Linked DNA regions of Homo sapiens: region 1 is linked to region 2. A link is an interaction called in ENCODE POLR2A ChIA-PET data of the cell type or tissue named here. Cell type or tissue: PC-3. All regions are shown on one strand. Links, peaks and the distances in the headings refer to the core of each region. The heading gives the core; the rest is flanking DNA. Region 1 overlaps POLN (DNA polymerase nu). Region 2 overlaps POLN (DNA polymerase nu).

Evidence for each region. Peaks named below come from ENCODE experiments on the same cell type or tissue, not always from the same donor. Only the 100,000 strongest peaks of a DNase experiment are listed, where the experiment ranks them.
Region 1: POLR2A ChIA-PET joins it to region 2 with 6 read pairs; 2 of 35 experiments call an interaction of 5 or more read pairs at or near these places.

The regions. Positions count from the first base shown.
Region 1 is chr4:2,088,013-2,104,202 of GRCh38, reverse strand. POLN (DNA polymerase nu) reads left to right here. Exons shown (of 26, transcript NM_181808.4): 20 at 8,270-8,352. It also overlaps the pseudogene LOC100419959. Among named protein-coding and RNA genes, the nearest start is that of NAT8L, 37 kb to the right of the region's middle. RefSeq lists enhancers at 10,417-10,917, 10,918-11,418. In PC-3, for the core only: no CTCF peak of the experiment used is centred there; a DNase peak (open chromatin) is centred at 8,132.
Region 2 is chr4:2,171,309-2,187,498 of GRCh38, reverse strand. POLN (DNA polymerase nu) reads left to right here. Exons shown (of 26, transcript NM_181808.4): 8 at 8,034-8,191; 9 at 11,165-11,233; 10 at 12,748-12,808; 11 at 13,480-13,544. Among named protein-coding and RNA genes, the nearest start is that of HAUS3, 63 kb to the left of the region's middle. RefSeq lists a silencer at 896-1,068 and an enhancer at 12,855-14,054. In PC-3, for the core only: no CTCF peak of the experiment used is centred there; no DNase peak of the experiment used is centred there.

The DNA of each region.
Region 1 (16,190 bases), core at 7,142-9,641, 85 kb after region 2:
GATATGTGAGGTTTTGTTCCTGTCATATTGCTAATTGTTTTCTAGTTGTTTTATAAATTATTTGTTTCTTTCATTTTCTCTGTTTGTCATTGTGGTTTGGTGAAATTCTGTAGTGGTGCTATTTGATTACTTTCACTTCCTCCTTTGTGTGATTGCTTTACCAGTGAGTTTTATACTTTTGTATGTTTCCATGATGGTGAATGTCATCCTTTTGCTTCCAAGTTTAGGACTCCCTTGAGCATTTCTTGAAGGGCCGGTCTAGTGGTGACAAATACAGTCATCATTTACTTGTCTGGGAAAGACTTTATTTCTCCTTCATTTATGAAGGTTATATTACTGGATATAGAATTATTGACTGGCAGCGTTTTTGTTTGTTTGCTTTTTCTTTCAGCACTTTGAATATGTCATCCCATTCTCTTCTGGCTTGTAAGGTTTCTGCTGAAAAGTCTACTGTTAGTCCAATGGGGTTTCCTTTATAGATGACTAGATGCTTCTCTCTTGCGGACTTTAGAATTTGCTTTTTAACTTTCACTTTAGACGGTCTGATTATAATGTGCTGTGGCAAAGTCCTTTTCACATTGTATTTTCCCGGGGATTGCTGAGCCTCCTGTATTTGGATGTCAAAATCTCTTGCTAGACAGGAATTTTTCATATACTATTTTATTAAATAGGTTTTCTGAGCCTTTAGATCTCTCTTCAACCTCAGGAATACCAATAATTTATAAAGTTGGCTGTTTTATGTAGTCCCAAACATCTCAAAGGCTTTGTTCATTCTTTTTATTCTTTTTTCTTTAATTTTTCTTAGTGGATTCCAAAAGACCTGCCTTCAAGTTCTGAAATTTTTTCTTCTGCTTGGCCCAGTCTGTTGTTGAAGCTTTCAAATGTATCTTACATTCCTTTCAATGAATTTTTTAGTTCCAGAAAGTCGGTTTAGTTGGTTTTTTTGGTTTTGTTTCTAGAGATATCTATTTCTTTGGTAAGTTTCTCATTTGTGAATTAATTTTAATTCATCCTGAATTAATTTTCTGAGTTCTTTGTATTGATTTTCCAGATTTCTCTTGCATCTCATTGAGCTTCTTTAAAAATCAGCATTTTGAATTATTTATCTGGGATTTTGAGGATTTCTTTTTTGGTTAAGATCTATTGCTGGAGAATTATTGTGTTCCTTTGAGGGTGTCATACTACCTTGCTTTTTCATGTTTCCTGTGTCCTTACATTGATTTCTGCACATCTGGTGTAACAGTTGCTGCTTCTTATTTTTTAATTTACTTTCATTTGAGTGTGGGGGTTCCTGAAGATGTGACTCTCTGTTGGTTGGGTAGGACCCTTTGGCTTTGTTTCTGAGTGCGTGTAGTAGTGAAGACTCTGTATGATTTCTTTGGCTGTGAATAGCATTAGTGGTATCTGTGGTTTCTTTGGGATGTTAGGGTGTAGGTATTGGTGGAGGCTGTGGTAAAGTTGTGTGGGGACTAAAATGCCAGATGGGCCTCTCTTCAGGTTTCAGCCACTCTCTCTTAGTGGGCTAAGCATGTCTGTCCTTGTGCCCTGGGACAACATATGCTGGCACCTGTATTGGCGGTTCCAGGCAGACCAGTTCTTGGGCCTCTGGTTGGCTTTCTCAGATGCCATTTGTACTAGTGATGTCCTGGTTGGGTGAGTGGGCTCTCGAGCTCCTGGGCAGCCAGGATGGTTTGAGTGATGGTAGTAGCAGTGGTTGTGAGATGCTCTGTTGGGTCCCAAGTGCTGTGCATTTGTGTTGGCAGTGGTTGCAATGGGCTTTGCAGGCCAGCCCCCAGGCCAGCAGGCAGCACTTGCAGGTAGGAGCCAGCTGAGGTGGTAATGGTAGGGTGTTTATGCCTGACCTCTGCCCCCCTGGAAAAGTGCTTGAGTGTCCCAGGTGGTAAATTGGGTTGTGGAACCCCCAGGACCGTGGATCCTGCACTCTGTTGGGGATGAAGGCAGGCACAGCCAGACCAGGTGAACTTGTGCTGGACCCCCAGTGTTAAGTGCCCCCCAGTGGAAAGTGCATGCACCTGCCTTGGTGAAGGGCTAGGGAGGGCATGGCAATCCCCAGGCCCCTGGTGAAATGTTTGAGTGAAGGGCAACAGCCACTATGCTGAGGTCCTGCTGTGGGAGTTAGGGCCTGTTCCAGTGATCACAGCCTTGGCTGGAGAGTGGGGAACTTGTGTCCCTCTCACACCCCAGTCCAATCCAGGCATCCTCCCCCATCCCAGCTGTCACAGCTGACTCACTGTTCAGTCAGACCTGGCAGCTCACATCTAACCCACAATTCAGCCCTGGGGCATAAGAGCCCCTACCCAGCTCAAGACCAAGCCTCCACAGCTACTCTCGTCCTGCTCAGTTCCCAGGGGAAGTGCCTACTTTCAACGATGGTGGCTGCAGCCCATGCCATGCTTGCTTCCCAGTTCTAGTTGTGGGAGCTCACACTCTGCTCACACCCTTGTTCCACAAGCAGCAGCCCAAGTTTTCCTAATGCCTAGGCCTAACGCCATTGTTTCATGGCACCACACAGTCTGTTAAAAGCTAGGACCAAGAATGACATCTTACTCTAGCTGCTTAGGTCTTAGGAAGGACGTGGGACCCAGGGCATGTTCCCTCCCTGGAGCAGGACTGGGGAGGGTTAAGGTGCTCTCCTATGGCCTGGATTGTACAATCCCCCAGTGGGAAAGTGGACCACAGAAAGATTATCACCCCCTCCGGTACTGGGGAGTCACTCTGGTTCCCAGCCCGTCCGGGCCATGCAGGCTGCCTGTTTTCCTTCTTCCTAGATTGTGGAGTTTTCTTTTGCTTTTCTGTTGAACTGCTGTGTTCTGTCTTGGATAATGTATTCAAAGTGTGATTGTCTACATAGCATTTTGGTTCTTTTAAGTGGATGAGGCATGCTTGAAATGCATCTAATCAGCTGCCTTGAAAAAAAAGACATTTCTTAGTATGGTTTGTATTGTTTGTGTTTCTTTTCAACACACTCCTATTTATGAGACTCATGTATTCTTTGTTTTCTTTAGCCTTATTTCAGTTTTGATTTTTTTTTTTCATGTTTAGGCATGTACTCAATCTGGACCCCATTTTTGTGATTTGTGTGGCAACAAAGATCTAATTTGATTTTTTCCACCATGGTGAGCCAGTTGTCCCAGGTCAATGCATGGGGCCACGTCCAGTGTTTCACCTCTGCAACACACCAAGGCCCATGAGCCCCAGCACTGCCACTGGGCTCTCTGTTCTACTCTGTATATGTATTTCAACATCATCCTTTCATGATTGTTTTTACATTAATGAGCTTCTAATTTATTTTTGTGTATGATAGGAAGTAGGCATTTAACTTCATAGTTTCCCAAATAATTAGTCAATTCCAACCCAGTATAGATTTAAAATGCCAAATCATGTTTTAAAATATACTACAGCCTGTTTGGGGCTTTTTCTTTGCTTCCCCTGATTTATCTATTTTTACTCCTGCATCAGTATTGAGTTTTGTGTACCTTTCCCTGTTCTTCCTCATTACTCGCCCTTTTTAACTTTGGCCTGACTGTTCTCATTTGGTTTGTTTTTCAGATGAAATTTAGAATTGCTTTCTTAAGTATTCACCCCCCAGTCCTCCCGATACCTTAATTGAAAGTGTGCTAAGGTAAAACTGGATATGGCAAAGTTGATGTCTTTTCACTGTTGTATTCTCCTGTCCAGGAGCACAGCACATCTTCCACTGTGTCTTTTAATGCCCCCTTCCTTAATGAAAGTCTGGTGCATTTCTTCTTAAACTTATTGTCAGGTATGTTGAGGTTTCTATTGCTATTGTGAGTGTGGTCCTTTTCTTTTATTGTAGTTTCTGTTTATTACTAGTAGGAAAGCTATTGACTCTCCTGTATTTACCGTGGAATTTTTTATGGCTAATTTTTTCTTTATAATTTTCATTGGTTACAAAAAATTTAAATACCAGTTATCAAAATAACAAAAACCAGATTTCCATAAGCCCACTAGACTTACTTGTGGGCTTTCCCCCACTATTTATCTGCAATTTTATGACTTAAAATCAAGTCATACCATATAAACGATTTGAACCCTAGCATAATTTTTGGATCTCTCTCTCTCTTTTTTCTTTTTCTTTTTTTTTCTTTTTTGAGACAGGGTCTCACTCTGTCACCCAGGCTGGAGTGCAGTGGCACAATCTCAGCTCACTGCAGCCTCAGCCTCCCGGGCTCCAGTGATCCTCCTGCCTCAGCCCACCACATAGCTGGGACTGCAGGTGTACATTACCACACCTGGCTAATTTTTTTGTATTTTTAGTAGAGACAAGGTTTCATCATGTTGCCCAGGCTGGTCTTGAACTGGATCACTTTTTTAAATAAACTTTTTATTTTAGAACAGTTTTAAATTGACATAAAAATGGCAAGGATAGTACAAAGAGTTCTCATATATCCCACCCCTGCTTCCCTGTTATGAATGTTTTCCATTAATATGGTACATTTGTCACAATGAATGAACCCAATACTGGTATGTTATTATAAACTAAAGTCCACACATGACTTGGATTTCCTCAGTCTTTCCCTGCTGTCCCCTTTCTGCTCCAGGACCCCCTCCATGACACCACACTGCTTTTAGTCACAGTCTCTGTAGGCTCCTTTTGATGGCGACACTTTCTTGGACTTGCCCTGTTTTCAATGACCCTGACAGTTTTGAGGAGGACTGGTCAGGTATTTTGTAGAATGTCCCTCAATTGGTGTTTGTCCGATGTTTTTCTCATGACTAGACTGGGATTTGGGGTTTGAGGGAGGAAGAGCACAGAGGTGCAGGGCCGTTCCCTTCACACTGAATCAGGGACTTGCACTGTCAACAGGACTTACCCCTGCTGATGCTGACCTGGGTCACCTGGGTGACAGCGTATTTGTCAGGTTTCTCTACTATAAAGATACTCTCTTCTACTCCGATTCCACATGGTACCCTTTGAGAGCAAGTCACTAAGCATAGCCTCTAATTAAGGAGTTGGGGGTTACCCTTTGTCTTCTTAAGAACAGGGTATCTATATACATTATTTGGATTTCTTCTGTGTGGGAGATCTGTGTTCTCCCCCATTTATTTATTTAATCCTTTGAATCCAAATTCGTATGGATTCATGAATATTTATTTTTTACTTTGGGATAGCTATAATACAATTTATTTTTTGTTTTCTCGCTTAAATTGTTCCAGCTTTGGCCATTGGGACCTCTTTCAGTTGGCTCCTGTGTCCCTTGACTTAACCTCTTCAGTGTGTGTGTGTGTGTGTGTGTGTGTGCGCACGCACGTGCATGTGCACACACATTTATCACTTCCTTGCTTTCTGGCACTAAAAGATATTCCAGGTTCATCTTGTATGTTTCCTGCCCCAGTCCTGGAATCAGCCATTTCTCCAAGGAGCCCCATTTTTTACTGGAGAATGGCTATTAAAGGCCAAGTTCTGGTGCTAGGTGCTCTTTGCTACTGAGCAGGTTGCTTCTAGGCCCTCTCAGCTGACAGAACAAGAAGTTGTGCATGCATGCCAACCTGTGTGTATACACACATCTTTAGATATTTCTCTATGTAACCATGTGCATCAACATGGAGCTTATCATGAGTTCATACTGATGTCTCCAGTGCTAACCCATTACCCATGGATCATTCTAGCTCCTTCTCTTGCTTATGTACCTGGCATCAATCTAAACTTACCAAGACCTCTATGATACATTTTCATTTGGTTAAGTTTAAAAATATTTTATAAAATAGTCTACAAAAATGTCATGTAGTTGTTTATTCACTTAGACAGGGTCTTACTCTGTCGCCCAGGCTGGAGTGCAGTGGCACACTCATGGCTCACTGCAGCCTCAACCTCCCAGGCTCAAGCAGTCCTCCCACCTCAGCCTCCCAAGTAGCTGGGACCACAGGGGCATATCATCATGCCCAGCTAATTTTTTATTTTTCATTTTTGTAGAGACAGGGTCTTGCTATGTTGCCCAGGCTGGTTTCGAACTCCTGGCCTCAAATGATCCCTCCACCTAGGCCCCCCAAAGTTCTGAGATTACAGGCATGAGCCACTGCACCCAGCCCATTTTGGCTTTTTGCTTCTTATCTAAATATAGCTGTTAACAATGCCAAGTTTAAGGGTGGCTAAACAAGGTGGCAAAATAGCTTAACACAGCAGGAAAAGGGGGAAAACTGGAAATGCATTGGTACTTAGAAATTAGGTGGCAAAAAATCAGTGAAGTCTGGGATGTCAGCAAGAATGGTGGGGTACACAGCCCCATGGGCCTGTCCCCCAAAGAAACATTGAAAAATCTAACAAAACTGTCTCAACCAACTTCATCAAAACTTTGAAAAATAGGCAAAGGTTTACAGCAACCAAGCAAATGCTGAATCAAGAAAAAGGCAGGTGGGGTATGGTGACTCACACTTGTAATCCCAGCTTTTCAACTTTCAGAGGCTGAAGCAGAAGGATCCCTTGAGACCAGGAGTTCAAGACCAGTCTGGGGAACAAGCAAGACCCTACCTCTAAAAAAAGAAAAATAAGAAAAAACTTAAAAATGGTAGGAGAGCCTGGTGCGGTGGCTCACGCCTGTAATCCCAGCACTTTGGGAGGCCAAGGCGGGCTGATCACGAGGTCAGGAGTTTGAGACCAGCCTGGCCAACATGATAAAACCTGTCTCTACTAAAAATACAAAAATTAGCTGGGCATGGTGGCAGGTGCCTGTAATCCCAGCTACACAGGAGGCTGAGACAGGAGAATCACTTGACCCCAAAAGGCAGAGGTTGCAGTGAGTCGAGATCGCACCACTGCCCTCCAGCCTGGGTGACAGAGTAAGACTCTGTCTCAAAAAAAAAAAAATGGTAGGAGAGCCTGGTGATGACTCTGTCTGCCCTCCTCCCACCCCCCAATCTTGAAGGCAGCAGCATGTTCCTAGCATGGGACCTGGTCCCTGCTTCTGGAGGCAGAGCACACCTTACTCGAAAAGAAGTGGGTATTTATTCTCACCAGTCTGGTGGCTGCCTGAAGGGCTGCCACAGGCACTTGTCATTGTTTCACCTAACTCAGAACCCACTTGCTGCAGAAGAGTGGCAGACGTTGCTTGGAAACATTGTAAGGCAAATAACTTGCAGCTTCCTGGAGCTAAAAATTATAGTTGAGGCAAACAATGAAGCACTGAAAGCTCTGGAAGAAAAACTGAGGAGAGAGATGCTTTTGGAAATTAGGGCATTCAAAAGTACCTGTGGATATCGGGAAATGTAGAAAGCACCATACATGCGCAGAGAGCTTGCATGCTCAGAAAAGATCTAAGAAGACCTGAGCTTTCACCTGGGGCTGGTCTCTATGCTCAGTGCAAGTAGGAAGTGAAGGCTAAGGTAGAGCTGTGAAAAGCCTGGCTAAGCAATGAAGGAGGCCCCAGCACAAAGCCATCCACAAAACAGATTGGGAGAAGTTTCTGTTACTTTTTCTGTTTCTCTCTGTGTGTCTCTCTCTCTCTCTCTCTCTCTCTCTCTCTCTCTCTCTCTCTCTTTCTCTCGGCTTCTGAATCTGAGATGCCCACTCCATCAGGGAGGCCTGGTGTAGATGATAAGGATGTTTACAAAAGCAGCAGGCAGGAGGTGGCACCGAGGGTACATGTCAGGCTGCCTGTCCTTTGAAGGTGCTCTCGGAGGAGGAGGGACTCTTGGTGGTGCTGGGAGTGCTCTGGAGCTCCTGTGCTACTCAGATGTCTCAGCTTTAATCTCTGGAGATTGCTGTGGTTCACATGCCAGTCAGATGCTGAGTTGATCCTTATTCTATCTGAATGCTGTAGCTCCAGGGTGGGGCTCACCCCCATGGCCTCTGTCTGTGGGAGGCCAGGACAGAGTTGTTCATCCAGTCAAGCAGTGGGACTAGATAGGCCTAGAAACCAGCTCCCCCACTGCAGCAGACACAGACGTGGCCCAGGCCCAGGCACCCCAATATGGGGAACGGCCTTTCCTGAAGTTGGATGGGCATGCCTTTGGTGAAAGCAGTTTTGGGTTTTGATTTGTGGACACCTGGGAACGTGGGGTGGTGCTTGGCTGGCAGCAGCTGCTGCAGCCTCGCCGAAGGCATCTGCCTGGGGCCCTTGCTGAGCTGACACCACAGGTATGGAATGTCTCCCCTGCCAGTGTGCCGGCCACCATGAAAGCATAAGGAATTTCCAGAGGAAGCACAGTGGTGGGGTGTGTGGTTGGACTGTCTGCCCTGCACTGACAGTGCCTTCTGTGCCTGAACTTCACACATGGTCTCTCCATGCAGGAAGGATGTGCCCGTGGAACAGGTGACACACGCAGACAGAGAGCAAACCAAGAAGGTGGTGTACGCGGTGGTCTATGGAGCAGGTAGGCTGCGGGCCGGGAGCTGGGGTCTCGGGGTTACCTGTAAGCTGGCAGCTGTGTGCCTGTGTTTAAATGTGGCTGTGCCTCAGAAATCGTCTGTGAGTCCCTGGGTGTTGTTTATGCTCTGATGACACCTGCAGTCACCAGACACTGGCCAGACCACCCCATGCCTTGACCTGCTCAGAGTCACATCCAGCCTCTCAGGGGAGGCCGCGGAGCTGGGCAGGTCAAGTGTGACCAAGCCGTTGGCTCCACCCCTACACCATACCACTGTGCTAGGCACCACTGCTGTGCTTGGAGACCTTCGAGGAGACCCTCGTCCACACACATGCCAAGGCATTATAAAGTTAGATAGCCTCAAGGTGTGCAGCGCTTGGACTCATTGCCACATCTCAACATGCACCCCATCTCCCTAGGGCAGAGCTCACCCAGCTGGGCCATGCAGCCAAAGCACCCCAGAGAGGGCAGAGCCAGGCCTTGGGCTGGGAGCAGAGCAGTAGGGGTCCAATCTCAGGGGTAGCAGATAGGAGAAAGCGGGGCTAGGCCAGGAAGGACTGAAGGCCAGAGGTTTGGGCTGCCTGGGGCCTCTTCTGCAAGCCTCTCCCTCCCCTCCCCTTTTTGCTTCCCTTCCTGTTTCTGCTCCTCTCCCTCCTTCCCCCTACCCCCTAGCCCCAATACCCATGTCAGAGCAGGCCTTCTACTCTCTTCCACTCACCCTTCTTCTACTCTCCCTTGGACTCCCTGACATGGGCTGTCTGGGATTTTTTAATTCTTTTCTGGCCCTGGGTCATGCTGAATCAGCATGGCCTAGTTTCCCCAGCCAGCCAGCTCCTTCTTAAGCCTGTTCAGACCTCCTTTTCCCTGTGATCAGTTCTTCTTTGGGTAGCAGGGCTTGTGCAAAGACCCTGAAAAGAAGATTCACCATCCTGCCATGGAAACCCTTTGTTTATTCACAGAAAGGCAGCAAAACCAAACAAGCTTCAGTGGAAGAATAACGGGGCAAGCACATAGTAGATTGTCCCTAAGAGCTGCCCTACAGTCTCCATTGAGAATGTGGTGCCGTTGAACAAGCGTCCAGAGTGCCCCGCCCCAAAACTGTGGATGGATAGCTTGTCTAGAACCACAGCCAATCAGCCAGGCCAGCTCCAACCTCAGAGCTTTGCACTACTCTTCCCTCTATGGGAACACCTGCCCCTGTACCACCAGAACCCATCCCTCACTTCTGCAGACCTGTGCTCAACTCTCCCCTGTGCAACCTTCCTCAACCACAGTATTTGTTACCCATTTCTTAGGTAACAAATTGCCACAAATGTAGTAACTTAAAATAATACACACTATCTCACAGTTTCTCTGGGTGTGGGCATGCCATAGCTGGGTCCCCTGCAGGGGCTGCAGTCAGGGTGTTGGCTGGGGCTGTGATCACATCTGTGGCTTGACTGGGGAAGGATCCACTTTGTTGGCTTCTGTTTCTTTCTTTCTTTTTTTTTTTTGGAGACAGAACCTTGCTCTATCCCCCAGGCTGGAATGCAGTGGCACAATCTCGGCTCACTGCATTGAGCACAAAATTGGCTCAACCTCCAACTCCTGGGCTCAAGCCTCCTGCCTCAGCCTCCTGAGTAGCTGGGGTGACAGGCACCTGCCACCACATTCGGCTAATTTTTGTATTTTTAGTAGAGATGGGGTTTCACCATGTTGGCCAGGCTGGTCTTGAACTCCTGACCTCAAGTGATCTGCCCATCTTGGCCTCCCAAAGTGCTGGGATTACAGGCATGAGCCACCGCACCTGGCTGGCTTCTGTTTCTTGCTGGCTGTCAGCCGGAGGTGGTCTCAGCTCCTTGCCACATGGGCCTCACACCTTGGGCACCCACTCGCCTGTTCATGGTCTCATGCCCCAGCTCAAACATGAGTACCTCAAAGATAGGAGCTCATCACGTTAGCTCACTGCCTGGCACAGAGAAGACACAGGAACAAATTAGTGGACTTGGTGGTCTCAGCTCCACTTTTGAAAACATTTTGATTGTATACATGGTTTTTGGAAAATAGACTAAGAAACTTTGTTTTAAAGAACTAGGTTCTGTGAGTGACAGTAGTGTGACATTGGATTGATTCTCCTCAGAGTTGCTTGGTCCACTGCCTCCTCTCAGCCTCTTCTGTGCTGCACCCCTGAACCTCCCTGGGGCCTCTGTCTTGGGGGAAGGCATCACTCTGCCAAATTATATGAGAGTTTGTTGCCTTGCATCCTGCTGCATCTTGTGTTGCAAACATAACATTTGCTTCTGCTCTGCCGGCAGGACATCACCTCCCCAGTCCTGGGCCCGGCAGCCTGGGCTTGATCCCCAACCCTATCAGCTCCTGACTGTGTGGCCTTGTGCAAGGCCCTCCGCCTCCCTGTGCCATCTCCTCCTGGGAAAATGCTCTCATAGGGTGCATGGGGCCATACCTGGCACACAGTCAGCTCTCATCTCTGTCATCTGCCGTTACGTCTGAGTCCTACTTCACTTCTGTGCCATGTCAGTAAATGCCTCCAAGTGACTGAGCAGCTTCTGTAGGTCTCCTGTGGCAGCCCCGGCCTTGTCCCCAGTGGGGGCAGCCACCCCAAATCCAGCTAGGAGGGAGGGATGGAGAATGAGAGTGCCGAGCACCTGCCGTGGGGCAGCTGTCCTCCAGCAGGATGGATGCCCCCACCTACCCAGAAAAAGGTGGTCTTCTCTGCCACCCGTTTGGCTCCTTCTGGAGTATTCACTTTTTTTTTTTTTCTGGAGAGGAAAAGAGCTACATTTTGTAAATAAGCACTGAGTCATTAGCCATAATGTTGAAAAGGGTAATTTGGCTGCTTTTAGCTGTGACAGTGACAAGGGTTCCCACCCTGAGCCTCCGGCTCTGCTGTTCCCATTGTTCCGGTCTGGCTTGACAGCTGGAATTACTGTGTATCCACTGCTGTGGGCTTAGGCTGGTCTCTGTTCTCCTTGTGTTTGAAACTTTGTCACATGAGCTGGGACTGAGGAAGCCAGTCAACTTGCCAGGCCTCCCAGGCTGCTGGGGCGCTTTGGAAACTCCATAGAGGAGCTTTGCACCTACCAGCTTTCAGCGGATTGTAGTGACGTGTTTTCACATAACATACCTCTGAACGGCCCACAAATGCTGAGGGCATGGGGCAAGGCATGATTCCTACACATTCTTGAGAAATCGGTGACATGACTATTGTGAAGACTGTGATGAATACAGCAGAGGAAGCAGCAGGACTTTGTGAGAGGCAGGGGAGATGCCCCAGAAGGTGCAGGGTCTGTGTGCTCAGTCCCCGCAGCCACCGTGGGGGAGCTGGTAGGGAACACATGGAGTAACAGAGCAGCCACTGTCTGGGAGCCTTGACCCCAGAGGCTGGCTCACAGGCTCACTGCTCCTCCATCAGTCAACTGAATTCAAATGTCCGTCCCCAGCCTGACGGCCCTGCGCACAGCTGCTGCTGAGCCCAGCAGGAACCTGCCTTCTCCTGGAAGCAGCTCTTGACTCCTCGGGTCTTGATCTGAGTGTTTATGGCTCCTAGAGTCAAATCCTTGGGTCTTCTCAGATGATTCCCTGACTCTGAAGCTTGCCTCCACATCCAGTCATCACGTGACCCACAGGCCTGTGCTGAGGGCACACCGCCTGGCTCAGTGCCTGTTCCCGAGGGGCTCGCACCTGTCAGAGGAGACACGGGAGGAGGCCTGGGCGCACAGCACTGTGCCATCAGTGCATCTGCAGGAGTCCCTGGTGCCAAGGGAGCCAGGGGAGGGACCCAGCCCAGGGAGAGTTGGGAGAGTCCAGGAGCTGGCCCAGAGCAGCAACACCCGAGCTGAGTTTTGAAAGCAGCGTAGGATTCAATGTCAGGTCTGTTCCAGCTAGACCAGCCCATGTTCCCACAGGCCCACTATGTGCAGGCACTTGCTCAGCCCTAGAGACATAAACAGGAGTGAAAGCCTGTTAGCAATATGTGTGGGGCAGAAGAGCACTCGGAGAAAAGGGAGTGAAGGGAGTGAAGACTGTCCCTGCTAAACGTCAAATTGTAGCGCGCGCACACACACACACACACACACACACACACACACACACACAGATTCACGTGTACCCACCGGATAGGGTTAGCCGTCTGTGGGAAGAGTCAAATTGTGTGTTCGTGTAGGATTTCAGAGGTATGGAGTACTTAGTGTCCCCAGCATGCAGATCTCTCAGGGCCTGTGTGTGAAACAGGATCAACGGAATCACAGTGTGGGGACAAGTTCTATGAAAAGAAGGAGCAGTCCAGCGGAAGCATGGGACAGAGAAGTCCCCACAGAGCCAAAAGCCATCCTGCTTGGGGAAGGGACAGTGGCCTTTGAGTGTGACAGTCCCACTGCTAAGGGTGTCCAAGGAGTGAGGAGCAAAGATCCAGGGCCTGGAAGGCCTCCCAGACCCTCAGGCTCCATCTCAGTCTCTCGTCCCTGCTGCTTGTGGAGCCACCACACCGTCCGCTCTCTTGTGGATGGGCTTTCTTTATGCCTGGGGACCGGGGCCACCTGCTGCCCTTCAGAGATCCCGACAGCTCCATAGAAGAAAGGAAAGGGATTCTCCCTTGGCCATAAGTATTTAGAAAGCAAGGCATGACTTCTGGTTATGGCCAAGTCGCTCCCATTGGAGCAGCCCTCACACAGGGATCAACTATAAACTGTGGAAAATGTATAAAAAGACAACTACCCAGAGGCACTGGGAAGTGACCAGAGCAACAGAAATTGGAGGTCAGCTGACACCTGGAAGAAAGGAATGGCACTGGTGAATTTCTCATTCTATAGACCCTCACCTGAAGGCAAACCTCAGTTGATGCTGTGGGGACAGAAACTCTGCTAGAACATACAATCCTACTAGCTTGAAGAACTGGAGGACAGAGTTCTGGACAACCAGAGGATCTGGAAAGTGAAATGAGAAATTCTAGAAAGAAGAGAGCCAGGAAATGAGGCCAAATTCTAGGTTTGAACTCTGCTCAGATCCTTGGCTGACCCCTAACTATGCATGAATGGGACAGACTTCAAACAACCCAGAAGCCAAGGCAAAAAGGACTGACCTGAGATTTCAGTGTTTTCCCACTACAGGGAGACAGAGTTTGATTTTAGCCAAACTAAGTGCCCCTTTAAAAATAGTACTCCTGAGCTGGCACCTTATCAGTATCTAAGCGGAGTGTTTTGGAAGGAGTTAAGGGGCTGTAGCAAACGCCCTCTCCACCGTCATGGCCCAGCATCGGAATGTTCGAGGCTGTGACTGCGATGAAGATCTTGAAGATGATGATCACCATGGCCAGTCTGTAGAGGATGATTCTTGTATTTTGCTATCAACAGCTGCTCAGTTTATTTATTCACAGCGTGACAAACCTTCCGTTGAGCCTATAGAAGAATACGATCATGAAGATCTGAAAGAATCTTTCAATTATGTTTCGAACCATCAGCTCAGTGGATTTAATCAAGCTCGTTTTTATTCATGCCTTGATCACATGAGAGAAAGTACTTGGAGATGCTGTGCCAGATGAAATATTGATTGAATCAGTTCTGAAGAACAAGTTTGATGTGCAGAAGCCTTTGTCAGAGGTTCTGGAACAAGATAGCATGTAGAATTTGAAGGACAAGAATGAGGGAAGAGTATCTACAGGAAAGATAGCAAAAGGTAAGGAGTCTTATTTTCTTCTTCTGAAGTTTCAGCTGATAATGTTCAAAGTTCTTATCCTCAGTTAGCAAATCATTTGGATTATAGTAGCAAACCCTTTGATTTTTCTAGCTCAGTAGGAAAATATGGATTATCTCATAATTCTTCAGTTCCAAGTCACTGTTTACTCCATAGGAAAAAGAAACTTGACAGACTTAAAAGTGAAAAGAAACCAGAATCATGTAGGTTAACAAAAGAACTTTCACTAGCTAACTTAATTCCTGATATGTCAAGAGATTCCTGTGAAAGTCAGCCATCAGTCAGATTGTCATCTACAGACAGTCTGGAAAGTCTGCTTTCAAAGAACCTAGATGCTGATTTGTTGAGACTTCATCCATCTGAATGTGCTTCCAAAGATGATTCTGCATTCAAAGAAATACCAGATTTAAAGTCCATAATGATAAAGAGCACAACACTGAATAATTCTTCATATATTCAAAGTAATTCACTATCTGATTTTTAAAACATTCCAGTACAGGACAGTTTAGGAAGTTCAGATAATCCTTTGTGCTTAACTAGCTTGTTGGAAAATATGACTGTTGATAATTTAAATGCTAGTAAAGAAACTGAAGTTGGAAGTGTTTCTTTAGTTGAACAAAGTGCCAAGAATTACATTTTTAAAAATGATAATTTGCAGTTTTCCCAGTGTGAAAGTCCATCCCTAACTGAACTGTTTCGGGAACACAAAGAAAACAATATAAGCCAGTGCTTTACTTTGTCTGACCTTTGTAACCAGTCATCTGTCAGTTTCACAGATCTAAGTTTGGGATCCTTTCCCCTGTCACAATTAGCAAATCACTGTCAGTCTTCACCAGGAATATCAGAATTAACAGGATCTATGTTGTCATTGGCATTTCCTAAAGCTTCTCCCACAAGAGACCTTGAGAATTTGTCACTTTCTGAATTGATTGCAGAAACAATTGATGTATACAACTCTCAGATTAAGAAAGAGTCCTTTGAGGTCAGTTTATCTGAAGTGAGGTCTCCTGGAATAGATTCAAATATTGATCTTAGGGTCCTTATAAAAAAAACCCAGATTTTCTTCCAAAGCCTATAGTAGACCAATCCATTGCTCCTTCATCACGAACTAAAGTTCTAAGTTCAAAGCTAGGGAAGAAATCCAATTTTGCTAAGGATAATGAGAAAAACAATAAAGGCTGTCTGACTAGGAAACCACCTTTTTCTCTGTCTCGGACCAAGGCCGTTGCTGCTAGACCTTCAGCTTTTGCCTCAACACTGTGTCTTCGTTACCCACTAAAAAGCTGCAAGCGACGCACCCTTGACCTCTGTAAGACTTTTCTTTATAGTAGACAAGTTCAAGATGTAAAGGACAAAGAAATAAGTCCTCTTGTAGCGATAATACCATTTGACTTCAAATCAGCATCACCTGATGACATTGTAAAAGCTAATAAAAAAAAAGCATTTACTAGAGAATAGTAACAAAAGAAAACTTGATGGCTGTTGTACAGCTTTTTATTTTTAATTAAAGTCTTAGAGGATCACTTTATATTATGGGATTCAAATTGTGATTTTCATGAAAATTGTTGTAGATCAGTTGATTAGCTAATGCGTATTTTTGCACTGAATTTTTTTTAAACTATGTCTTCTTTCAGTGATAACAGGCTTTATTTAAGTTGGTAACCTATACTGAGTATATGTTTACAAAGTGGATATGGAAACTGGATGTTGTGAAATCAGACCTCAGATATTTTTGTTTGAAGCATTCAACTTTCTATGTTTTTTATGATGAAATATTTTTTTCTATGAGATATTTTTGTGCTTTGTTCATAAACGAAAATGCCAGCACTTGGAATTATTATAGTTTAGTGTGAAGATTATTCTTATGTGGCACAGCATAGTTGAGACATTATGTTTTAAAATACGATATAATTCCTAGTTTCATTATTTTTCTGTAGATAAATACTAAAATTTTTCTATTAGAAAATCTTAAAATTCCTGACCTTTGAGAGTACTGTGGAGATTGTTGAAATACATTTTTAATGATAATAAAATGAAAATCTTTTAAGGGACCATGTAAATATAGAAGTTGGATTTATATGTGAATTATTTTTATACATTTTTAAAAACCATTTGTCCTAAATAAACACTTCAAAATAAATATATAAAAAGTGTAA
Region 2 (16,190 bases), core at 5,309-7,808:
ACTGAGGCGGGTGGATCACTTGAGGTCAGGAGTTCGAGACCAGCCTGGCCAACATGGTGAAACCCTGTCTCTACTAAAAATTCAAAAGTGAGCCGGGCATGGTGGCACATACCTGTAATCCCAGATACTCGGGAGGCTGAGACAGGAGAATCACTTTAACCCAAGAGGCAGAGGTTGCAATGAGCCAAGATCAAACCATTGCACTTCCGCCTGAGCAACAGAGCAAGACTCCATCTAAACAAACAAACAAACAAAACAAACAAACAAAAAATTTGGGAAGTTTTCTGTTATTATTTTTTGAATAAGCTTTCTATTCCTTGCTCTTGCTCTGCTTCATCTTGAACACCACTAATTCTTAGATTTGCTCTTTTGAGGCAATTTTCTATATCTTATAGGTGTCCTTCTTTTCTCTTCTCTCTTTTCTTTTTACTCCTCTGTGTCTTTTCCAGTAGTCTATCTTCAGACCCACTGATTGTTTTCTCTGCTTGATCCATTCTGCTGTTGAGAGCCTCTATTGAATTTTTCAGTTCAGCAAATATATTTCTCAGTTCCAGGATTTCTGTTTGATTTTTTAAATTAAGTCAACCTCTGTTAAATTTTTCTGATTAATTTCTGGGTTTTTCTGTGTTATTTTAGAGATCACTGAGTTTCCTTAAAACTGCAATTTTGAATTCTTGATCAAAGAGCTTCACTGTCGCCATCCTGTTAAGGTCAGTCACTGGCTCCTTGCTTTGTCTGGTTTGAGAATGTCATGGTTCCCCACTTGCTATTATTTCTTGTGAATGTACGTCTATTTCTTTGCATTGAAGGATTCGTTTTTTTGTTCCAATCTTCTCTGTCTGGTTTGTTTTGGTTTTTTATTAGGTATGTTTGCTCAGAGATTTTTGGTCAATATACCTGTTAAATATCTTTTTGTTTTTGCTAGGTCCTTGCTTCCTTTTCAGCACTAGGTGGCACCTTAAGCCCAGGTGTGCCTCGGCTCTAGCAAACTTCAGAGCGCTCCCCATCCCTGATGAGGAAAGTCCCTAAGGGAATACCTCGCAGTATGGGAAGGCTAGCCGGGAGTTCATGCCCAGGGGACCTGTAGGATGTACCTCCTACAACATGGTCCTACTGACCAGCCTTTCTGATTTGGTGTCTCCTCTGTCTATGGTACAGAGCCGAGTGTCTGCTAGTCTCTACCACTGCCCATTTCTGGCTGTCCTCAGGGATATTTCTCCCTTCAGACACTCATGATGCTTCCTGTGGATTGTGGCAGGGACGGGTCTCCTGCCAGGGGGCCCAAGATGATGGGAAAGTTGATTGTCCACCTCAGTCTCACTTTTTTCAGTTTAGTAACTGAATTGGGAGAAGTTTTTCTACATGTTTGGTGACTGGCAGATTGGGGAAGGGACATAAAGTCTGATTCTCTTACTGTCTGCATGGAGTTTTTTCACTTCTGTGTGGCCTTGGAAACTGTGTCATCCTTATATTTGGGTTCTGGGATATTGCTGGTGATAATCTTGGTGCTGTATATTGGTTTTTGCTTTTTCTGTGAAGGAGAGTGAAGCCGGCTTTCTTGTGTTCTACCATTTTGGTAACATCACTCTATTACCAATAATCTCTTTTTATTATTAGCTGTCTAGTCAGTGTTTGCACTTCCCTAGTTGTTCTATAACTGTTTTTGTTTATTTGTTTTGTTTTTTTACAGTTTGTTTTAACTGGGGCCCAAAGCCCGTAACTTGTATTTCTTTTTGTTTATTTGTTTGTTTTTGAGATGGAGTCTCGCTCTGTCACTCAGGCTAGAGTGCAATGGTGCAATCTTGGCTCACTGCAACCTCTGCCTCCTGGGTTCAAGCAATTCTCCTGACTCAGCCTCTTGAGTAGCTGGGATTACAGGCACGTGCCACCATGCCTGGCTAATTTTTTATATTTTTGGTAGAGAGGGGTTTCACCATGTTGGCCAGGCTGGTCTCGAACTCCTGACCTCAAGTAATCTGCCTGCCTCGGCCTCCCAAAGTGCTGGGATTACAGGCATGGGCCACCGCGCCCAGCCAGGTGTGCTTGTATTTGTTAAGCCTCTTTTCATCTATATGTTCTCCCTTCCTCTGTCTTACACTCTTGCAGTTGTTTTGGTGTTCAAGAAACCAGATTGTTTGTCCTGTAGAATTTCTCACAGTCTGGATTTTACTGAGCACATCTCTTTCTTCTCATTTAATATGTTATCTCTCTTCTATTTCCTGTAAATTGGCAATTAGATCCAGATGCCTGATCAGATTCAGGTTAGATTTGGGAGAGAAAGACTACATAAGTGTTGTATACGTTTGTCAGGAGGTATATAATGTTTGGATGTTTATCTTTTTTTGTGATGTTAGAAGCTACTGCTTGTCATTGTCTAGGTTCCTTAATTGCAACATGGTGATATTTAAGATCTATTATGCTTTCTTCATTTATTAGCTATAACACTTACATAAAGAGAAATCCCCTTTTATCATCTATTTGGTTACCCTAAGTACACTTCATATAGAAAAGCCAAGATAAAATTTGATTATTTTCCTTTATTTACCCGTTTTCAAAATAATGAATTGTTTCATAGAATCACCAAAAGGTGATCAAAAAAAGCCTTTTTCATTTTAGTATCATTATGAGCATATGGATTTAAATATATTTGATATGTTTTGACACATTGCACATGATCTTTGATGAGTTAGGTGAGCCTTTGTCATACAAACCTAGTAATCTGGGCATCTTCTTTGATTTGTGGTATGGTAGGATGTTTCCAGGTCATCTTGTGCATTTCCTGCTCTAGACCTGAAATTAGCCATTTCTTCAAGGAGCCCTGTTACATTAGTGAAAATGGCATTTAGAGACCAGAATCTGGTCACTGGATATGTACCTCACTATTAGGTTGACTTTTGTTACCAGGCTAAGATGTTTGTATTTTTTTTTAAGATAAAATATACTGTGAGTTCATACTGATATTTCTAATTCATGTTCAGGATGACAGGGTTTTTACTTAACCTTATTGATCTCCTTTAAAACATACTGAAGAATCCTTTGTACTTGGAGGTCAGTTTGGCTGTATATAAGATCACTGGTTTACATCTTTCTTTGTATTTCTAAAATATGCTATACTATTGTTTTTTGGCATAAAGTGGTGCTTTCAGAAAGTGTGGTGAAAATCTGATTCTCTTTCCCTAATTAGTGACTTGGTCTTTTTGTCTGAATGTCCAAAGGTTTTTGTTTGTTTTGTTTTCCTTTTTTTTTTTAAAGTCTAGTGTTTTACTAGACTGTGTCTTGGTGTTGGCTGTTTTGGGTCAATTTTGCAAGATATGTATGTACCCTTAAAAAAAAAAAAAAAACTTTGGCTGGGCACGGTGGCTCACGTCTGTAATCCCAGCACTTTGGGAGGCGGAGACGAGTGGATCACCTGAGGTCAGGAGTTCAAGACCAGCCTGGCCAACATGGTGAAACTCCATCTCTACTAAAAATATGAAAATTAGCCGGGCATGATGGCGTGCGCCTGTAGTTCCAGCTACTCAGGAGGCTGAGGCAGAAGAATCACCTGAACCTGGCAGGCAGAGATTGCAGTGAGCAGAGATCTCGCAAGACTCTGTCTCAAAAAAAAAAAGAAAAAAAGAACACCTTGTAAATAGCTTTCTGGTATAGCTTTAAAAAATAGCGGTTTTATTAAGATATAATTTCATACCATAAAATTCACTCTTTAACTGTACAATTCAGGGGTTTTTCAAGTAATCACAGAATTGTGCATCTATCACCACTACATAATATCAGAACATTTTTGTCACCCCAAAAAAAAACCCTGTACTCCTTAGCAGCCACTCCCCATCCCCCCTTTCTCAGACTCTGGCAAGCACTAATCTGTGGTTTTTTGTCTCTGGAGTTGTGTATTCTGAATATTTAACATGAATAGAATTGCACAATATGCAACCTTTTGTCACTAGCTTATTTCATTTAGCCTGATGTAGCTTTTTGTTGTTGTTGGTTTTTAACCTAGTGTTTTAAAGGTTCATTCAAGTTGTGGCATGTATCAGTACTTTATTCCTTTTTATGGCTGAATAATATTCATATTTTGTTCATTCATCAGTTGATGAACATTTGAGTTGTTTTCACTTTTAGCTGTTATGATTAATGCTTCTATGAACTTTGGTGTAAAGGTCTTTGCGTGGACATATTTTCAACTTGCTTGCGTGTATATCTAGAAGAAGTAGAATTGCTGGGTCATGTGGTACTCTGTATTTAACATTCTGAGGAACTGCCAAACTTGTTTCCAACAAGGCTGCACCATTTTAACCAGCACTGTATATAGCACTGTAACTTCCCCACATCCTTGCCCAATACGTGTTCTTGTGTATCTTTATTTTAGTCATCCAAGTGGATGTGAAGTGTTACATCCTTATGGTTTTGGTTTGTATTATACTGATGCCTAATGATATTGGACATCTTCTCATGTGCTTATTGGCCACTTTTATATCTTTTTTTGGGGAAATGTCTGTTCAAATATTTTGCCCATTTTAAAATTGCATTGTCTTTTTATTGTTTATTTGTAAGAATTATTTATATATTCTAATATGAGTTTATTGTCAGATATACAATTTGCAAATACTTTCTCCCAATCTGTGACTTGTCTTTTTAGTTTCTTGATGTCCTTTGAAGCACACTTTTTTTTTTTTAAGGAAATCCGATTTATTTGTGTTTTCTTTTGTTATTTGTGTTTTTGGTGTCAAATCTAAGAAACTATTGTTTAATCCAAGGTCAGAAAGATTTACTCATTTTTTTTCATACAAGTTTAATCATATTCTCTCTGAGGTTAGGCTTATGATCCATTTTTGGTTAATTTTTGCATATGGTGTGAGGTAGGGGTCTGTATTAGTTTCCTAGGTCTGCTGTAACATTACCATAAACTAAGTGCTTAAAACAAAAATTTATTTTCTTACAGTTCTGGGGGCTGGAAGTCCAAATTAAGGTGTTGGCAGTTCCTTCTGGAGTCTCTGAGGGAAAATCCATTCTGTGACTCTCCCCCAGCTTCTGGTGGTGGCTGGAAGTCCTTTTCACTCCTTGACTTGTAGACACATCCCTCCAGTCTCTGCTTCCATCCTCATGTGGCCTTTTCCCTCTGCATGTCTCTATATGTCACCTTCTTTTCTGTCTCTCATAAGGACACCCATCATTGGATTTAGGGCTCACCCTAACTTAAGATGATCTCATCTCAAGATTCCTACCATAATTGTATCTGCAAAGGCCCTTATTTCAAATAAGTTCCCATTCTGAGATTCTGGGTGGAGTTATCTTTTGAGGACCACAATTCCACCCATTGTTGGTATCCAACACCATTCTTAGTACCTTTGTTGAAAATCAATCAACCACTGATGTATGGGTTTATTTCTAGACTCTTGATTCTGTTCCACTGATCTGTAGGTCTATTCTGTGTCGATACTACGCTGTATTGATTATGTATATGTCTTTATGTAGTTTAAAGTCATCTTTTTTTTTTTTTTTGAGACGGAGTCTCACTCTGTTGCCCAGGCTGGAGTGCAGTGGCGTGATCTCAGCTCACTGAAAGCTCCGCCTCCTGGGTTCACACCATTCTCCTGCCTCAGCCTCCCCAGTAGCTGGGACTGCAGGTGCCCACCACCACACCCAGCTAATTTTTTGTATTTTTAGTAGAGACAGGGTTTCACCGTGTTAGCCAAGATGGGCTCAATCTCCTGACCTCGTGATCTGCCTCTCCTGACCTCGTGATCTGCCTGCTTCGGCCTCCCAAAGTGCTAGGATTACAGGCATGAGCCACCATGCCCGGCCTAAAGTCATCTTGAATTACAGTGTTTAGTGCTGTGTTCGTTTGTTTTCTTTCCTTTGATTTCCTATTTCATATGTTGAATCTTCTTGTCTGTCTTTCATATTTATCTTTTTGTCATATTTATCATTTTTTATCCAGAATCCATTTTCAGTTTCGTCATTTCTTTTAGATTTTTTAAAATTTTATTTTATTTTATTTTTAAGTTCTGTTGGACTTGATTCTTTTTTATTTAAAAAAATATTCTGTCTTTTTTGGCTGGGCACAGTGGCTTACGCCTGTAATCCCAGCACTTTGGGAGGCTGAGGTGGGCAGATCAACTGAGGTCAGGAGTTTAAGACCAGCCTGGCCAACATGGTGAAACCCCATCTCTACTAAAAAAAACAAAAATTAGCTGGGCATGGTGGTGGGTGCCTATAATCCCAGCTACTCGGGAGGCTGAGGCAGGATAATCACTTGAACCTGAGAGGCAGAGGTTGCAGTGAGCCGAGATCATGCCATTGCTCTCCAGCTTGGGCAACAGAGCAAGACTCCATCTCAAAAAAACAAACAAAACAAACAAACAAAAAATTCCCTTTCCTTAATTCTTTTTTTTTTTACTTTAAGTAGTTAGCTATTATGTTTATTTGCTTTTGTGTCTTGCGCCAGTTTAGTTTTTATTTCTGAAATGTCTTCTTTTTTTAAATTTTCTCTCCTAGATTCTGTCATTTCTTTGTATAATTTTTCTTTTTCTAAGTCACCTAATTTCTAAGTATATTATTCGGATTTACTTACTTTTTTACAGGTTTTACTCTTTCTTAATTTTCTGAGTTTGTTTTAAATCTTATTTTGTTAGCATTTCTTTTTCAGCTACTGGCATTTTCTCCCTAGTGTGGGATTTGTCCTGGCAGGCTTCAGTTTGTCAGTTGCAAGAGATTATAGGGACCATCTCCCAGAGCATTCTTATACTGTCAGAGCTTCCCCAAGGATTTTAAAAAACATATGTTGATAACCATTACTTTTGGAATATTAAAGCATTGAAAAGGGAAGTGGAGTGAAACAGTCCTATTGGGTCAGTCCGCATCACCAGACAGTGTTGTAGAAAATCATGTGCTGCTGACGGAGACATGTGCTCCTCTTATCCAGAGCTCCAAATGTGCTACTGTAAGAGCCTTCCTAGATATCAAATGAGAAAGTCATAATACTGGCTGCTTTGGTAAATATAAATCTCTTAGACTGGTATAATTTAAAGATGCCTGAACATATAATATTTAATGTGATATGATCTAAGACTATAGTTTTATTTAAAGGCAAACTCCTTACTTTTGTATGGCACAATTCAAAATTTTAAAGTAACTTAAAAAGCAGTCACTTTAGGATTTAGTTTGTCTATTGATTTCTAGCCCGCCCCACCTCCCCAGCCTTTTATGACTCTCCCTTCATGTCTAAAGTGTTCTGGTATAAAAACTTGTTTGTTTAGCAAATATTGTATTTACTTTTTAAAAAGCATTTTCTCATGTATATCACACATAATTACAGTAATCTTTCCCCCCAGTTTTTGGATGAAGAAACTAACACTGAAGGGGCGAGGTGGCCTCCCAGGCTCAGAGGGTGATTCAGAATCCAGGCCTGGTGTTCCTTCCACAGTACCAAAGCGCCACACATTAGTTGTCTTGTAGATTTTCCACACTTCAGGGAGAATGCCAAAGTATCTTTGCCTTGCACACACTACCTGTTCAACACTCAGTGACGAGGGTGTCGTGTGTGCTCAGGCAACTCCCGCCCTTCTTCCTTTTGCTCGAGAGGCTTGGATTCCAGACTCCATGGTGCCAGACAGCCCAGTGACAGGCTGGAGGAGGGCAGGACTTGGCAGAGAGGATGCCTGAGGGAAAGAGGAGCAAGGAGGAGGGGAGGCAGGTAGCATGACCCACGACTCTGACTTCGACAGCTTTTAACATGTTTTTGAGAGATCCAAATTGCAAGTGAGCTTGGAGTCCCTCCTTTATGGCTACTTGAAATCTGCCTCTTTAATGTGACACCCACAGAGACGGGCCATGTGGGACTTGGGTTCATCGAGGCTGCCTTATCAAGGGTTCTAAATTCTGGAGAATAATGGAAAGTCACTTTGGTCCTTAGGTCTATAATTTGAGAGGATGACAATACTACTACTATTCGTTTGAACTTAAGAACTTTGTCAAAGCAGGAAAAACAACTATTGGTTTTTCTTGGGATGACTGAATGACCTTTTTCTCTTCAGTTGCTGATTTTATAGGGCTAGATCCCAGAATTGCTGCATGGCTTATAGATCCTAGTGATGCCACACCCTCTTTTGAAGATTTAGTAGAAAAATACTGTGAAAAATCCATTACAGTTAAAGTGAACAGCACATATGGAAATTCCTCAAGAAATATTGTGGTGAGTTGTTTAAGATAAAGTTTTATCAACCTTAATACATCCTATTTTTTCTGGAAGCTTTTTCTATTTTATTGATAGCCTAATAGTAAAAAGAACATTGTCAACATTCATTTTCACTTATTCAGCACAAATAGTTGTGACCTTGGCATTTCTGGTGGAGGATGTTGAATAAGGATAGGTGATGGCTGTTCTTCTATGGCACCTGTTCCTAGGAAATCTGTCCATAGTGTGACTCTTCCAGATGACTCTCTGATGTCAGTGTCACCTGCTCCATGAACAGAATGCCACTCATTGATAAATCCTTAGGGCTGGTGACGTGGCCACAGTGCCAGAGGTCCTGGGATGGCTACTCTTCAGTCTGTGTGGAGAGAATGGTCAGAACTGCCCTGGGTCTCGGGCTGGGTGCAGCAGCTCATGCCTGTAATCACAGCACTTTGGGAGGCTAAGGTGGGCCGATCACTCGAGGCCAGGAGTTCAAGACCAACCTAGCCAACCTGGTGAAACCCTGTCTCTACTAAAAATATAAAAATTAGCCAATCATGGTGGCAGGTGCCTGTAGTTCCAGCTACTCAGGAGGCTGAGGCAGGAGAATTGCTTGAACCTGGGAGGCAGAGGTTGCAGTAAGCCAAGATTGTGCCACTGAACTCCAGCCTGAGTGACAGAGTGAGACTCTGTCTCAAAAAAAAAAAAAAACTGTCTTGGGCCTCTCTCCAGGCCTTCGCCTGCTAGAGATACCCCTAGTTATCAGGAAGCACCATCTGGAAAACAAAGGCACTCACACCTTCTAGAACTGTGCCTAGAACCCAGAGAGAGAGACTTCTCAGCAGGCCCCAGAGGAGAGGTGTCTAGTGGTGGCAATGTGGCCACAGTTGGGGCCACCCTGTTCAGGCTTTCTAGTTAGCTGTCAGTGAACAGTTACATGGTAAAATCACTGCTGGAAGAACACACAGGCTACTGAGCTAGCTCAAGCAATCACAGCAAAGCAAGTGGTGATGTGAGCCCACGCCATGTACTGGGCACTGAGCTGGGGGTAAGAGGTGATGTGAGCCCAAGCTGTGTGCTGGGCACTGAGCTGGGGATAAGAGGTGATGAGAGCCCATGCTGGGCACTGGGCACTGAGCTGGGGGTAAGAGGTGATATGAGCCCGTGTCAGGCACCAGGCACTGAGCTGGGGATATTTGCCTCATGTACTTCATCCTCACAGATCATCTGTGATGTGAAGATTTGTAACAATAGGGTTTTGGGGTTATAAGTTGCAGAAATGCACTCTCCCTTAATATAAAAAGAGATTTATCAGAAGGATATGGGGTAGCCCACAGAATCAGAGGAAAGGCAGTACCAGGCCTTGGGAAGAACAGGAGCCACGCAGCCCTGAGTCCCAGGGAGCTGGAACTGGTAGGCTTGGTGGCAGCACTGAGCCATGACTTTTTCTCTGTCCAAAAGTCAAAGTTTCAGCACTTGGAGAGTGTTTTCTTTCCCTCCTTGTACCATGTGTCTACACCCCACCAGGGAGGCCAGGCATCTTGATTAGTATCCCTACCCACACTTCATGCCGTCAGGCAGGGAGACTTCTCCAAACAGAAGCTGAGATATTAGAAAGAAGGAGTTGTCCATCTCAGAATTATCAGTCCCAGTTTACAGATGAGAAAACTGAGGTATAGAAAGGTTAACGTACATGTGCCTTGCCCAGGGTCAAATTGAGGCCAGGGTTCAACTCATCCACACTCGAGGCAGAAAAGAGGCAGCCTCAGATGCAGTTCTGTTTATGTCTCATCAGCCAGATATGTCTCTGTAGTTGAGCCATGCAGGGCATGGATGAGGGTGGGAGATGGAAGTCCAGCCATTAATCATTAATCTACAGATCACAGGTTACACCATTCTCTCCAAAGAGGTGGCATGAATTGTTCAGATAAATGGAAGAGAGTTCCAGGTAGAGGGAGCAGCAGGGATATGGTAAGACTCTCAGAGAACATGGTGCCTCTATGGAGGACAGCAAGACCAACCTGGGGAGAAGGAGGCATGGCTGTGGGGAGCCAGAGAAGATTTAGGGGCTCCTCGTGCAGCTGTGCCATACCAGGGAGCTGGGCCTGTCCTGGGGGTATTCAAACTAGGAGTCACATGGTCAGTTTTGGGGTGTGGAAGGCTCCTGCAGGCAGCCAGGTAGAATTCTGCCAGGTGGCAGTCAAGAACTTGACATGGAGGGACTCTTCTGTAGGATGTTCTCCCAACATTCACAGGAGAGCCACAAGCAAGATGACTAGAAAACAATGCCAAGGTGTGTGCACTTAGCCACTGGTCCCATGGGATGTTCACTCTAATCTCAGGCCTTCAGCAGAAAATTGGGTCTGAGTGGGCTGGAGGTGGGGGATTTGTTTGGCAGAATGGGGTGTTGAAGAGGTCCTGGCACTCCAGGTTAGGGGAAGGGTAATTAGACTCTGTATTGAGGGACACATCTCATCCCATCTCCCTCTTTGTCAGCTGAACACAGACCCTTGTTTGTCATCTCCCAGGGCCTCTGTGTGCATCTCCTGGGGTGAGAATGGAGGGGTAAGTGTGGAACGTGGCAGCAGCTGTGCGTGGGTGCAAGGTGGTAAGGCTGAGAGAATGGAGCTGTGGACTCCAGAGAGGCCAGGTCTGCATTCTCCTCTCCCTGCTACCATTTAATCATTGTACCTGAGACATTAAGCTTCTTTGTGGTTCTGTTTCTCAGTCTATAAAATGAAGAAATACCCTCGGTTGGGAGGAAGTGTCCAGCTATGGATAGCTTGCACTTGCGCAGTAGAAGCACTTTCTACAGATGCGAACTTGTCTAGTCGAGGTGTTTGGTGATACTACCACGTACATGACATCTGCCATTGAAAACCTCATGGGATTTTACTAGGAAACATTTTTCAAGTCATGTCAGTTACAGACTGTGGTGAGCACTGCCACCAAGTTTATCTGATTTTTAAAAATACTTTTGCTCTTTTAAAGAATCAGAATGTACGTGAGAACCTGAAGACACTCTACAGACTTACAATGGACCTTTGCTCTAAACTGAAGGCAAGGCATTTTATTATAATTTCTGGCTGACAGAGGCTCACAAGAGATGTCTTTTCATTGGCACCCGCACTCCCAGGGAGTTTGAATGTGAAGGAAACGAAACGTTGAGTTCTAAGAACAAATTAACCTGTGCATTACTCAGAAAAGGGTTGTCTAGAATGATAAGAACTGAAGTTTTAAAAATGCTTTCTGTAGGTTGAAAACAATTGTAATATTTTTTAAAGCCTCTTTTTTAAGTGGGATGTTTCCAATGCCATAGTTAATGTAAAAGCTGAGCATTGATTTTGATTAATAGTGGGATGGACATAGCTTCACTCAACCAGAGTCTTCCTGGGAAGCAGACAGCCACTGCAATGAGCCACCAAGAAGAGCTGAGTGGAGGGACTGTGTCCAGAGGCCAGGGAGGGCAAAGGGAACCAGCCAGAAGGAGAAAGCTCCAGGGACAGGCAGTAGCTCAGCCTGTTTCCCTCCCTCCTGCCCCCTATGCCCCATCTGAGAGCAGAGGAGTGGCCCGGGTGATGTGACCTGGAGGAGCCTGCCCCGCCTTATGGGCAAGGGCAGGGCAGAGAATGGGTCTGGAGGGGCAGGAGAGAACATGAGGGCAAGAGTTGGAGGATGGAGCCTGGGACTCTCTAATGGCAGCAGGAAAACTAAAAACAATGAGACTCATGAAGAACACAGGAAGGCCCGGATAAATAGAGATTCCATGCTCTCAGGGGAGGTGGCCTGGAATAAAGATTCTAATGTTCCTCAAATTAATCCATAGTGGCAGTGAAAAATCAATGAGAATTATTGGTAAATTTTGGGAATTCAGTAAGCCTATTCTGAAATTAAAATGGTAGACTAAAAGTCCACAAATGCTTAAATCAATCTTAAAAATGAAAAAGAGTGAAGAAAATTGAGGATGGGGCTTGGCCTATCAGAATTTCTTTTTATTTCTTTTTTTCCACTTCCAATGTTTGACTTGAACCTATCTATATTTCTAACTATCTCTACTAGATCTTGGTAATAAAATAGCCTACTTAAGGGAAATAAGAGTTCATTAGGAAGAGCAAGTAAGAGGAGTCGAGGTTGGGTGGGAGACCAGCCATGCCCATGATAGGGGTCACCTTAATTCTAGCTCGACAAAATTTAGGCTTTTTGGTTGGGTGCGGTGGCTCATGCCTGTAATCCCAGCACTTCGGGAGGCCAAGGTGGGCAGATCACTTGAGGTCAGGAGTTCAAAACCAGCCTGGCCTACATGGCGAAACTCCGTCTCTACTAAAAATTTTTAAAATTAGCCTGGCATGGTGGGGGGTGCCTGTAGTCCTACCTACTCAAGAGGCTGAGACAGGAGAATCACTTGAACCCTGGAGGTGGAGGTTGCAGTGCGCTGAGATCACGCCACTGCACTCCAACCTGGGCAGCAGAGCAAGACTCTGTCTCAAAAAAAAAAAAAAAAGTAGGCTTTTCAACAAAATGCAGATACAATAATATTTAAATTGACGTTGATGTTATTTCTTCCTATTAAACAGGATTATGGTTTATGGCAACTATTTCGTACTTTGGAGCTTCCTCTGATACCAATTTTGGCAGGTAAGTTACCATAAAGATGAAGTACAGCCATTTTTCTAGAGGGTTCTTCATATTGTTTGGGATGAACATTTCTCCATACCTTACTTAGGAGTAGATAGTATATCTCATGGGCACCAGAGAGGTAGCAAGCCTATTATTTTCCCTTTCTGTAGTGAGGGGTTGGACTGCATTCCCTCTTGGTGTGGAAAGACTCGAGGTTCTGACATCTTGGTCATATGGGATCCCTTCTGTGCTGCCTGGCCAAGGAGGAGTAGGCTTCTCTAGATGTTTTATGTGTTAGTGGTTGTCTCTCATTCTGGTTTGCTGTCCTTATAACCTTGAGAACCTTCCTGCAAGAACTGATGCAGGGCTCTCTTCTGCCTTTGCCTTTGACCGCAGGTCCTGATGGGCACCACGTCAGCCAGGGGGCATTCACAGTGTGGGAAGGGCCAGGCTGGCCAGTGCGGTCCCCTCGCCCACTCCCACCTCAAAGGCCAGCTCTGTCAATGCGCCCATTTGCCTGTATGACACAGGGATCCTGACAGATCCTGTGCAGAGGTTGGCATGCAGCAGGTGCTGAGTAAATGGCAGTTGCAGTCATTATTGTCCTCATCAGGGAGCGAAGCATTTTAGTCTTTAGTAAAAAGAATACATTAATGCAAATATGATCTGGTTTGGGTTTCGAATCACAGTGATGGAAAGCCATGCCATTCAGGTGAACAAAGAGGAGATGGAGAAGACGTCAGCACTTCTTGGGGTAAGTTATTATTCCAGATGGTTTGTACTGGCCATCTCTTTCCTGCATGAGATAGTTGTTCCCAGTGGCAGGTCTAGAGTAGATTCTCCTTTTCTTCTCTTCCTTGTTTGGTGTTGACAGTGTTTCTCCCTCTTTCTGACGCCTGCAGGGGAGAACCAAGCATTGAAAAGACCTAAACAGCATCTAGTGCGTGTGTGTCCGGGGAGTTCTTTAATGGCTCCTCAGGATCCTCCTCAAAAGTTACGTTTTTCTTACAGGGACATTGTCCCCTGTAGTTTGGTGAAGGAATTCTTGGGTTTCTTGAAAAACAAAAATACAGAGATGTGTAAAGATGCATGAAAAAATACTTAAAAATGCTCTACTTCAGTTTTCTTAAGAAAACACATGTAGGTGGAGAGTGGGAAAATAGACACAGAGACTGGGAAGGGTGAGCAGTGGCGGGGCGGGGCAAAGATGAAGAGAAGCAGGCTAAAGGGTGCAAACATACAGTAAAATAAAAGAAATAAATTCAGTGTTTGATAGCAGCGTAGGATGACTGTACTTAACAAAAAGGTATTGAACTTGAATGATGGGTGCTCTGAATACCCTGACGTGACCACCACACATTATATACACGTAATACATTTTCTCATGTACCTCATACATCTGCACAAATTTTTAAAAAGGCTAAAGCACATGCCAGGAGCATCTTTAAAATAAAATGTTTAAAGGAAACCCCAATATAACCATCACCTGGTTCAAAGCACAGACTTTCCAGAGTCCTGTGTGCTTTCCCTATCAGAACCCCTTTCTTGCTGCCAAAAGTAACTGCAACCCTGACTTTTGTAGCCTTTTCATCGTTGCTTTTCTTTCTAGCTTTCCCACTTCAAAGCCTAAGCAATGTAGTTTAGCTTTGCTTTTGAACTGTAAGTAAACAGTGACTTACGTGTGGCCTTTTACCCAGCCTTCTACATCTCAGCTCCACCTGTGTTTCTGTGTGTCACTCAGTGCTGTGGAGTTTCCCGCTGTGGACTGTGCTGCCCTTGGTGTCTCTGTCCCACTGCCGATAGGCGTGTGGTTGTTTCCAAGTGGCAGTCGTTACAAACCACGCTGTACCTCTGAGTGCATTCCCTGTGCCTGTGGGCACAGGTTTCTGTGGGCTGTGAGGTGACTAGTGCTGCTGGGACACAGGGAAGCTGTTGCTTAGTTTTATTCAATAATGCCCAATGGCTTCCCAGAGTCTCACCCATGAGAATGCATACGGGATCCCATTCTTGCACATCCTCACTTCCCCTGGGTGCATCAGACTTTTACATTGTAGCCATTTTGGTGAGGCTATAATGATATCTCATTATGAGTTTTGTTTCTATTTTCCTGATTACTAATGTCAACCAAGAAGAGGTGAAAGAGCAGACTGCAAAGCAGTTAGACAAGGCATTCCTGGGGTCTTAGAAACTGCAATTCAGGAGACACAGGTTCAGCTAAAGGCCAATAAGTGTTCTGAAGAGAGGAAGGGGAGTTGAGATTTTTAAAAGGAAGCTAAGGGCGAATACACAGTTGTTGTGAAAGAATTATCATTGTTGGAGGCGGTTGGCTTAGTACATGAGTCCGTTGAGCTCATTGGTTGTCGCTCTTCAGAAGGTGCAGCACTGGCAAAATCTAGCTGTTTTCCAGGATGTTGTGGTCATTGCAGTTGAGCCCAGTTCAGAGGTTCAATTCAAGTTCCTGTTTTTTGTTTTTGTTTTTGTTTTTCAGCATTTCAGGTCATGCAGGCAGTCCTTAGAATGGCTCCCTGACTCTACTTTAGAGCTCTGGACCAGAGTGATATCATTTTTGTATGTCACATTTCACATTAGTGGGATCGATTAGCTTTTCATAGCATCATTAGCTTTTAGGAATTTCTTTTTGTAAAGGATCTGCTCAAGTCTTTTGCCCATTTTTATATTTTTTCTTACTGATGTATAGGATATCCTGATGTATTCTGGATACAAGCCTGTTTCCTATACTTTCTACCTCTGTCTTGTTCTATGTGATGTTGGATCCCTTTTCTAGTCTTAATATTGTTGGAGAATTGATTCTTTCTTTCCCATTATTTTTACTACTTTAAGTTTGTTTTCTTACCTTTGGGGGAGGATGCTTCTATGAGCCTAGGTATTTCACCATGAGGCAAAATATGTTTATTTTTATTTTTATTTTTTTGTAGAGATGAGGTCTCACTATGTTGCCCAGGCTGGGCTCAAACTCCTGGGCTCAAGACACCCACCTGCCTCGGCCTCCCAAAGTGCTGGGATCACCGGTGTGAACCACCGTGCCTGGCCAAAGTGTGTATTTTTATGCTTATTTTGATAAATTATAGGTTATTTATTACTCTTTTAAGAGCTTTCTTTGGGAATTTTGTGTGTATGTGTTTGTTTGTTGAGACAGTGTCTCACTGTCACACAGGCTGCAGTGCAATGGCACAGTTATAACTCACTGCAACCTTGAACCCTCGGGTTCATACAATCCTCCCACCTCAGCCTCCCAAGCAGCTAGGACCACAGGTGTGTACCACCATGCCTGGCTAATTTTTTTTTTTTTTTTTTTTTTTTAGTGGTGGGGTCGCACTATGTTGCCCAGGCTGGTCTCAAACTCCTGGTCTCAAGTGATCCTCCTGCCTCAGCCTCCCAA